Regions from separate parts of the Homo sapiens genome. Here region 2 is linked to region 1. A link is a loop called in an ENCODE intact Hi-C map of the cell type or tissue named here. Cell type or tissue: HCT116. All regions are shown on one strand. Each heading gives the region's core, and the rest is flanking DNA. Links, peaks and the distances in the headings are about the cores only.

Region 1 (5,390 bases), core at 119-5,118:
ACTCCAGCCTGGGTGGCCGAGTGAGACTCCATCTCAAATAAATAAATACATACATGCATACATACATACATACATACATACGTACGTACATACATACCTTCATTCAACATGCACAGTGCCGCATGGCTCTATTTGATCATTAAAAGTATTATAGTACTTCCTTCTTTTCCCTGATCTCCATTCACACTCTTATTTTCCTTTTCAAGTCTAGCATCTTTGCAACAGAGTCTATACATTAAATACAGTAAAACAAGGGCCCCTGCTACTCATTCTCATAGTTGAGTAACGTTGCTCCAAAATGCCACTATTTAGAAATTGTCTTGTATTCTTTAATTACTGAATGAAAGACTCCTGGTGCAATTTAAGTTTTTATTTTGTGTTTCTCTAAAGGGTATAAAATAGAAATCAGAAGCTTAAATAATATAAATAAAAGCAGGACAGCCTTGTTGAGGGTGAGGAGGGGAGGGTTGCAGCGCATCACCATTACTGCAAAGTGGACTTTGAAGTGGCTTGCAGAGAACTTTAATATTTTGAGGAGCACAATTTGAATGCTAGTCTAATGGTTTTAGTATTTTATAAATAAGGAAACCAAGGCCTGAGTTTCCTTCAGATTAAGTGATTTGCTGTTTGTCTCACTGCTAGTTAGAGTAGAGGTGGAATTAGAGCTAGTAACTCCTGATTCCTAGTCTCATGCTCTTTTTGTAGGATGGTGATACTGCCCTAGAGAACCACTTCCATTAGTCACCAACCCCACTACCCCTCACACCACTCCTGTCAATACTCTGGGTTATTAAAGGTGAAAAGAAAATGGCAGGGAAAAGAAAAAAAAAACTGATGTGTTTCCCTTGTTCTAGATGTCCAAGCTCTGTGGCTTACCAGACTGACGGCAGGTGCCCTGCCATTTTCTGAAGGGATGTTCTATCTGGTTGTTTATTAGTTACCATCTCTCTCTATTTAAGCAGCTTCAGGGCCAACTGACTCTCGGTGTCACAGTGGGAATTTGACATTTCTATTTCTCATTTGTAATTTAGGGTACGTTGACACATTTAATTTCGTAATTGTGTACTTAAAAAGTGAGTAAACTAAAGTTTATTAGTGCTTTATGAAAACTGAAAATACTCCCGAAGACTAACATTATATTTGGTGAGCCTCCTAATGAGGAATTAGAAGACTTGATTCAATCATAATATTATCTTACTGCTTATTTGAATTTACTAAGTCCTTGGCATTATACTAAATGCTTCATTTTAGGGATGAAGAAACAGTTCGAAGGGGTGATGACATTTGCCAATGTTTTGGAGCTAATAAGGGCTGAGTTTGGATTGAGAATCCTCAACATTCTGAATTGTTGGGTGCTTTTATTCCTAGGATTATTTCAGGCTTGATATCCTGCTCAATGCTCTATTTGTATTTGCCTCCAGGGAATATTCTCTTTCCTCTATCCCAGTTCAACACCCTCACTCCAGTTTCCTCCTCTGTAAGCCATTCTCCCAAGGTTTCTGTGTGTTCACCACTCATAACTGAAGGTTGCCAGGGTAGGATGGAAAGGGTAGGGCCTGAGGCGGGAGAGGTTGTAGAAGAGGAAAGAACATGGCAGTGGAGACTTACAGCAGAATGAACAACTTTAAAACTGAGCATTAGATGACATTTCTGTTTTGAAAATTGCATTGATCACCCTATCCCTGGAAATTCTGCAGTGACCACCTTTGTTGAAAGGCCTAGAGCTCCCTGCCATCTCCAACATACTCACGCAGCTCCTGTACATGCACTCAGAAGTCGGTTTGTGTTTTAAATAACTTCTTTAAAAATCTCATCACCAAATGCTGTTGATCATAGTTTACCTACCAGTAAAATAGAGATGAGGTCCATTTGACCTGCTTCAATTGGGATTCTCTCTTGAGGATCTAATAAAAATGATGGAAGTTGAAATGTTTACAAATATATATGAAATGCTACGCTCGTGTAAGATATTACTCTTACTGTTGATGCTTTAATTGAAATCAAATTTAAAAAGGGACTCAACAGCTGATCAGAATCTACATGGAACTAACACCGTGATCTCCCAGTTAAGTGGCAAAACATCTGATTTTAGGGGTATATTTCTGATTTAGAAAATATGGGAGCTTCTTTTGTGTCTTTTGTTTAAAGTTATCCTTTGTATTATTAGTAGTAGATTTTAGCGAAGATAGTCAAACTTTCCTAACAAAGAAGTATAGCAGTGCTAAGATTTTCAAGATAAATAGTAGTTTCTTTGTTTCAGATTATGTCACTGAGATTTGACACACTGAGCAATAAATGAATGTATTGGCCAGCCTGTGCTTTTTTAAACGTGATTTTGCAAAGTAATTTGTCTTTTTAATTTTAGGAAACAGATATTGATGACAGATATGGAGATTTGGATTCCAGAACAGATTCTGATATTCCGGAAATTCCACCATCCTCAGATAGAACCCCTGAGATTCTCAAAAAAGCTCTATCTGGTTTATCTTCAAGGTATGATTGGATGAAGATGAGTATATCTTAGTGCACAAGATAGGCTTTGAGGTTATCCTTGTCCATGTAATAAATTTGGCTTTTTGTAAGTTTTCCAGCCATGGTATTAGGTGGTCAAAAAGGCCACCTAATATCCGAGGTATAGTTCTATGTATTTAATGTGTATCCACCCTTAAAACCTTGTGAAGTATAAGAAAACCAAGGCTGAGAGGTTAATTGTTGAAGGCTACAGAGCTAGTAAGATATAGACCTGGGATTCTTGCCTTGGGCTGTCAGATTCTGAAGCCTGTGATCTATTTACCACGTCACATTGCTTTTTCTGGTATTAGAACACCTAATAAAACTCCATAGTCTCTGTTCCCTATTTTTCAAATGCCAGACAGAAATAGGTATTTTTTTCTTTTTTCTTTTCTTTCTTTCATTTTTTAAATAAGATGGGGTTTTACCACATTGCCCAGGTTGGTCTTAAACTCCTGGGCTCAAGCAGTCTGCCCACTTTGACCTCCCAAAGTGCTGGGATTACAGGCGTGAAACATGGCACCAGGCCAGTATTTTCTTTTCTTTTAACTGAGTTTAAGATTATTGTCTAAAACTCCACAATCCATTACCATTTTATATTTGTGCAACATTTAAAAATGTGTGATGACCACAAAATTTCAGCTAATTATATTACCCTTCATTGTATACTTTAGTAATATGAATTATAAAATTTATAAAAGCAAAGTAAACCTAAGCTTTTGTCCAGATTAATGTATGAAATGTTACATATTGGTGTAGAAAGAACAATGTTTCCCCAACTTTTTGACACTATGACACAGTAAGAAATACATTGTATACCACATTCCAAGACACACAAATGTATATTTTAACTGCTGCAAAAATGTTATGAAACAATTCTTCCCATTACTGTGTAATACCCTCTGATTTCTTTTGTATTTGATGCTGTTCTATGTTATTGAACAAAAAATGCTACATGTAACTTATTCAATGGATTTTACTACCCTTGGGTCATAGCCTGCGATCTGAAAACCACTAGTTTAGTCGTATCTAGTAAATGTAATATGAATTTTTCTTTTTTTTTTTACTTTGTAAGGGATAACCATATTAGAATATATTGGTTAAAAGCAACATTTTCATATTTTTTAACCAATAGAACATATCTTTGATCTGCTATGAAAAGCATGATTATTTTAATAGTTCTTGTTCCCAGTTGTTTTCATGACCTAATTCCCAGATATAACTTTGCATTAAAATCTCATCAAGTCTATCTCAGACCTGAAATTTTGTGTAGTCGATGTTCTGTAAGAATGATGCCAGATTTGTGTGTGTCATTCATAATAAGATCTTCCTTAATCATGAAGTTGTTTTTTTCTGATATAAAGTAACAATAGCAAATACTAGCAGCTAATATTTATTTAGCATTTACTATGTACTAGTATTGTTTCAGGCACTTTATATGTATTGACTAATATTCTCATGGCAGCCTTGTAACACAGGTATATAAATGTGGAAACGTAGGCAGATATTATATATCAAGGGTCATGTAGCTAGTAAGTTATGGACCCACATTCTGAACCTAGGTACTGTGGCTTCAATGCCTGTATTCTTATCTATGCTATTTATGAGTGAATTGGTTTTAGAAAATGAACAATAGATAATATAGTGGTTTCAATCTTCTCGAGAAACTTTTCTACAAAGATTACATGAATGTTTTACATGTAATCTGTTTTATACATTTTTATCCTGTTTTTAGTCTAATATTGAAAACAGACTGTCTTGCAAAGACTTAGAATTTGTAGATACATAGGATTAAAAATAGTAATTACATAAGAAATGTACATTACTTGCAGAAAAAAAAATCCTGTAATCCTCCTACCAAGACATTAATATTTAGAATACTTCAGTGTTTACCCTTTGAGGCTTTTTTCTTGTGCAGTGTGTGTGTGTGTGTGTGTGTGTGTATGTGTGTGTATGTATGGATGTGTGTAAAGCAAAAATGAGATTGTACTGTTTTCTACCTTACTGTTTTAATTTTCATTCCATGGTATTATTAGGAACAACATTTCATGCAGGATCCTAAATATATTTCAGAAACATTTTTAATGTCTGTATATTTTGCTGCATGGCTATGGTCTAGTTTATCCAACTGACCACCTATTGCTGGGCATTTAGTATATTACTAAATGTTCACAATTAAAAATACCTCTACATTAAACATTTTTCTTTGTAGTAACTTTATTTTAACATCCATTAATTATTTCCTTAGGATAAAGTCCTAAAAGGGAAATCCCTTGGTCAAGTTTTATGCCCTTCCCTTACTTTTTTTTTAAAACAGGGTTTCACTCTGTTGCCTAGACTGGAGTGCAGTGGTGCAGTCTCAACTCACCACAACCTCTACCTCTCAGGCTCAAGCAATCCTCCCACCTCAGCCACCCAGGTAACTGGGACTACAGGCATGAGCCAACATGCCTGGCTAATTTTTGTATTTTTTATAGAGACAGGATTTTGCCTTGGCTTGTGGTCCTTTATTTACCTCTGACTAGATTTGCGACCTAGCCCAGTTTTCTAATCCATCCATTAATCCACAAACAGTTATATCTGTACAACTACATGGGGCCTTTTAGCCATAGCATTTTTGACTCTACACTCATTTTTAGTTCTGCCTCATGCTCATGCTCTCATGAGAAGTTTATGTCTACATAGTTTGTTAAACAATAGAGGGAAATAAAGTTGAATGAATGCAATTTGACTACCTTATGAAGAAACTCATAAGCTGGAAAAAAATGTATGTTGTTGGTATGTTGGTATTTTAGATCCTGTGTGTAGAAATGACATGATAAAAGGAATATTTGAAAAGAGTATTTGTTGGAAGTATTTAAACTATATTGGAGAGTGGT
Region 2 (5,390 bases), core at 302-5,301, 77 kb after region 1:
GGTGGGGCCCAGGGAGAGCTAGACCCCACTGCCTCAATCCACCAACCCTCACACCACATATAAGGAGTGAGAAATAGATACCAGACTTCAAGTTACCAGGTTTCAATCTGCTGTAATTCCGCACCTCAATGGGATTGGGGTGGGGGTGGCTAAGGGGGCCCTGCAGATGGGCTCTGGTCTGGCCCTCTGAATAGTTCACAAATATGAAGCCGTCTTTCTCATCTAGACTGAGCTGGTCGGACCAGCGTCTGGAGTCGTCAGAGCCACTGTCAGTACACCAGGCGGCTGTTGCGCGGCAGGAGGCTGCCCGGGGCCTGTGGCTGGTGCTGCTGGGTTGGCTTGGAGTGTCCTTAGGGTCCTGGCTGATGCTCTGCTCATCTGCTTCTGAATCACTGCTGTCCTCGTCTTGGGCTTCCTGCCCTGGGTGAAGCATTGAGAGAATTGGAACATACGGAACCATCAAAGTTACACCCAGCTTTGTTCTGCTAGTATTTTTTTTCTCCCAGTTATAAGCCTCTATAGACATAATATTTTAAGCTAAGTGTAACAAAAAAGAAAGTAAGTGCCAGGATTTTTGGCTAGAGTACAGAGAGCAAAGAAATAAAAAAGTCGAATTTCTGAAAGAGTTTATTAAAAACTTTGGCCAAAATCCTTAGCTTGGAATTCAATCTCTCACAATCTGGCCAGAATCTGCCTTTGCCGCACACTCCCTGCTGTGCTGCAGCTAGATGGTGTCACTCCAGCTCTCTCCCTGCAGACCTGCTCCTCCAAAGGTGAGCTTCTTCACATGCTGCTGGTGCCGCCTAGACCCATCTTTCCAATCTCTGTGGGTTCCGATGTCACCTAGCTTTCAAGGGACAGCTTAAACATTCTTGTCTCTGAATCACCCAATTCCTTCAGCTCAAAGTATTCTCCCCCTTTTCTGGACTCCTTTAACAGTTCTGTGCCTCCTGAGTTCTTGAAATTATCATTCTAAATGATTACTTTTGGATATTCTTCATATATATATATATATATATACACACACACACACACACACACACGTACGTGTGTATATATATATATATATGTATGTATGTATTTTTTGAGACAGAATCTTGCTGTGTCACCCAGGCTGGAGTGCAGTGGCATGATCTTGGCTCATTGCAACCTTTGCCTCCTGGGTTCAAGCGATTCTCCTGCCTCAGCCTTGGAAGTAGCTAGGACTACAGGCACCCACCACCACACCTGGCTAATTTTTGTATTTTTAGTAGAGACGGGGTTTCACTATGTTGGCCAGGCTGGTCTTGAACTCCTGACCTCATGATCCACCCACTTTGGCATCCGAAGGTGCTAGGATTACAGGCGTGGGCCACCACACCCAGCTATTTTTGGATATTCTTTCTACAAGATGGTAGAGAAAAGGGCCATTGCATATAGTGGTTAATGACTCAAAGATTAGTGAATTACCTTATTTTTAATTTTTATTTATGTATTTATTTTTACATACATGGATCTTGCTCTATCACCCAGGCTGGAGTGTAGTGGAGCGATCATAGCTCACTGCAGCCTCAACCTCCTGAGCCCAGGGAATCTGCCCGCCTCAGCCTTCTGAGTAGCTGGGACCACACGTGCATGCCACAACATCTGGCTAAAGATTAGTGAATTATTCTATGAAAGCCTTACTTTGGAATTTTGTTCTTCTTCCTCTTTTCACTGTTATTTTGCATTTCTTCACATCAACTCTCTACTCTCTTGCAATAAAGTCTACTGGAGGGAAAATGTATAAGAAACAAGTATACCTGGCCCTCCATTTCTGTGGGTTCCACATCCATGGATTCAATTAATCTCAGATGGAAAATATTTGGGGAAATAAACTGTGTCTGCAAATGAACATGTGCAGAATTTTTTTCCTTGTCATTAGTCCCTAAACAATACAATATCGCAACTATTTACACAGCATTTACATTGTATTGGTAGTAATCTGGAGATGATTTAAGGTATACAGGAGGGTGTTAGTAGGTTTTATGCAAATACTACATACACCATTTTATATCAGGGACTTGAGCATTCTCAGATTTTGGTATCAAAAGGAGGTCTTAGAACCAACTCCTGAGGATACTGAGCCCACCAAAGTTATTTTCTTAGCAAGACAAATACTTTATTTGCCTGCTTCCTACTCAGTAGGGGGCTATTGGACTAATGTGAATGAAGTTTTCACCCCAACGGCTTATGATCGTGAGCTCTGAGGTCCGCAAACAAGCAGCTTTGGAAGCGGCTTTAATTTCCAGTGAACCACTAGCTTGTTTACATTTCACCCCAGCAAGTGCCCACAAATCTCACCACTTCTACATTGTTCAATCCTTCCTGTGGGCTGTTCTCCCTGCCACTTCTGCCAGACTACCCACAATAAAGACATACAAATATCTTTCCACCCTGAATTTGACCCCTTCTATCTCACTCATTCATCTCCTCTTCCACTGTTATTTACTTAAAAGCTTTTTAAGGGAAAGGAAAATGACCCACTTTTCATTGGTTCCCTTAATTCAATATCTGACATATAACAGGTAACCCCCAAACACTTATTGAATTAAACTGAATTTTTATGTCCCCAAACACCCAGATGACCTTTTTGGTGGGGCTGTAATTAGAAATTTACATGTACTAATATAACACCAACATTAAAATGTCCTGCCCAAGGGATCTTTTTTCTTCTCTGGCATGGAAAGTAAAAGCTACTTTCAGCTTATATAGAGAAGTGACTTGTGTCCTTTTGCTAAGTTTCCTTTATTAACTCTCTCACATCATCAAAGTCACACTGAATTCTCAGTGCACAAAAGCCAATCATGGAGAAACAATCTGAAGGTCAAACTTCAAACCTTGTTCCTTTCCAGGAAGTTCCTTTCCAGGAAGTTCCACTGTTCTACATCAAAGGGGGCGGCTTCTTCAGTGACTGCAATGCAAAGCAGATCTCACCCTGGCATTATGGCATTGCTTTCAGTTATTCTGGGTAGAAATCAATTATCTCTATATTTCACTGAAAAATTTTAAATTGCTTCACAAATAATGGACTATAGGTAACCAGGCTTCAGTGTGAATTAATGCCCCAATGTAAGCAAGTCTGACTGTGGACTCTGGTCTGCCTCTGTTAATTGTTTACAAACACAATTGTATCTGTTGTCCACACTGAGCCAGCCCCATGGTGGGCAGAACAAATGTGGGGCTGGGGTGCAGCAGGGCTTGTCTGACTTATACAACAGCACGCCCTCTAGGTCTGTTGTGTGTTTTCAGAAGTGAAAGCCAAAGCCTTTGGTACTCTAGGAAGTAAGTGCTATATTTAGTATGGAATGTGGAAGTTAACCACAAGACACCACTACACTGAATGTTGCCCAGTGAAGTAGAGAAAACCTTGCATGTCTGCTCAAAGGAATCACACAACAGGCAGCAACCATGCTTCTCCAAGCAGTGCCCAACCTTGGGCTCCTCTTTATGTTGTTTGGTATAAGCTTATCCACAGTGACTTAAAAGAAATATGAAAACGATTTGAGTCATTTTTAGAAAGTATTAAATACCTATTTGTGCTTCTGGACAGTCTTCCTGCATTTCTAGGACTTCAGCAGGCTCAGGAGCTGGTGTTTCAGGAACTTGCAAAAATTCCATTCTCCAAAACTAAATTTAAATAAGTACAAAAATTAAAAAGTTAAGAAACAGATTAAGGAACCAATTTACATTACTCAATGAAGAGAGACTGTCAGGGTTAACAGATAACTTAATTTCCATCATGTTATACAGTTAGATTTCCCGTATCTTGGAAGATGTGGCAGCGGGCTGCCTGCACACAATGGCTGTTTCAAAGTACAGGGAAAAAGATTATAGTCATATTAGTTTAAAAACATGGTTCAGGCCAGGTGTAGTGCTGCCTATAATCCCAGCACTTTGGGAAGCCAAGATGGGCGGATCATTTGAGGTCAGGAGTTTGAGACCAGCCAGGTCAACATGGTGAAACCCTGTCTCTACTAGAAGTACAAAAATTAGCCGGGCATAGCAGTGCATGCTTGTAATTCCAGCTACTTGGGAGGCTGATGCAGGAGAATTGCTTGAACCTGGGAGGCAGAGGTTTCAGTAAGCCGAGATTGCACCACTACACTCCAGCCTGGGCGACAGAGCAACTCACTCTGTCTCAAAAACAAAACAAAAACATAGTTCAACTAAGTAAACTTTTTTGTTTCCTACAAAAACCTCTCAGAGTCTTGCATATGCTAATACACATTATATATCTCCAAGAGGGCATACAGTAAACAGAATCCCCAGGTGCCTGGCTAGGGAGCTATTTTATGCTGCTTCACAGATTGAGCAGTGTGAAATACCACTGTCGAGGAAGCAGACTCCAGGGTGTGTGTGTTTGTGAGTTTTTGTGTGTGCACAGATGTGTACCGTGTGAGGTACAGGGTGTGGTATTGGAGTGGACTGATGGCTTCACTGTCTTTCAACATGTGACTCTGACTAAAGAGGGTGGTAATCAGCTGCTCTCTGCTTTTACAAAGAGCACAATTAAAGAAAAACAAGCACAAAGAAAAATCTCCTGAGACAGAAAAACTCAAATACTTCAACAGACTACAAAAGTGAATACTCCATTGCCTCTATTTTCTGTAGAGTCCCAGCACATAGCAACCTAAGAAAAGGATAAACTACATCTAGGCTTCAGGTGCAGTCATCTGGGATCCTAGCTGGGGATCCTCGAAGTGTTTTCCAGCACTGTGATTCTCTGTAGGGAAGAGACTTATCCCTGCTCACTATGTTTTCCCTACGAAGCCATTTGACAGGCTGAAAACCCAGTACTTCTGCAGTTCGCATGTTGAGCAATCCCAGTGTGACATGGGAATCATGTTTGACTGACCTCACTGTGTCAAGCTGTCAAATGGCCAGTAGCACTACCAGATCTACTTAATAGGAAGAAAAGAGGCCAAGACACCAGTGTTCCTCATGTCTGATAACGCAGAGGCCAAGGCCTGTCTGAGCTGGAGCGAGAGTTCACTAAACATTACAACTTGTTCAGGTGTTCTTAACCTGTAATTAGCTACAAGTTTCTGGTAAACTAGGATGACAAATATCCTAATGAGTTTTTCTCTCAGTTCACTTACCCGAACCACTCCATCTGAGTGTCCTGTCACTATGACGTTCTGCGTGTCCCATTCGTTCATCTCCGACATGCAGCAGCAGATGATCTGCTGGCTCCTACCTGTGAACGTGTTGACACTCACGATAGGGTTCCCATTGATGCTCCACACATGGATATATGTGCCAGCGCAGGACACAATGTCCCCCTGAGAAGAGAGAGAAAAACGTCATTCTCTTTGCTCCCTTCCAATTACCTTCTGGTTTCTGAAGCAAATTGAATCCCTGGCCTAGTT

Evidence for each region. Hi-C counts contacts between places; a loop is a spot of excess contacts. Peaks named below come from ENCODE experiments on the same cell type or tissue, not always from the same donor. Only the 100,000 strongest peaks of a DNase experiment are listed, where the experiment ranks them.
Region 2: a loop joins it to region 1, with 5 times the contacts of the local background. A loop is called at or near these places in 2 of 110 quality-filtered maps.

The regions. Positions count from the first base shown.
Region 1 is chr4:84,601,878-84,607,267 of GRCh38, forward strand. It overlaps CDS1 (CDP-diacylglycerol synthase 1), which reads left to right. Exons shown (of 13, transcript NM_001263.4): 2 at 2,366-2,493. Among named protein-coding and RNA genes, the nearest start is that of CDS1, 21 kb to the left of the region's middle. In HCT116, for the core only: no CTCF peak of the experiment used is centred there; no DNase peak of the experiment used is centred there.
Region 2 is chr4:84,678,823-84,684,212 of GRCh38, forward strand. It overlaps WDFY3 (WD repeat and FYVE domain containing 3), which reads right to left. Exons shown (of 68, transcript NM_014991.6): 63 at 5,121-5,303; 64 at 3,552-3,648; 65 at 97-420. Among named protein-coding and RNA genes, the nearest start is that of CDS1, 98 kb to the left of the region's middle. In HCT116, for the core only: no CTCF peak of the experiment used is centred there; a DNase peak (open chromatin) is centred at 3,299; H3K4me3 peaks cover 840 bases; H3K27ac peaks cover 1,414 bases.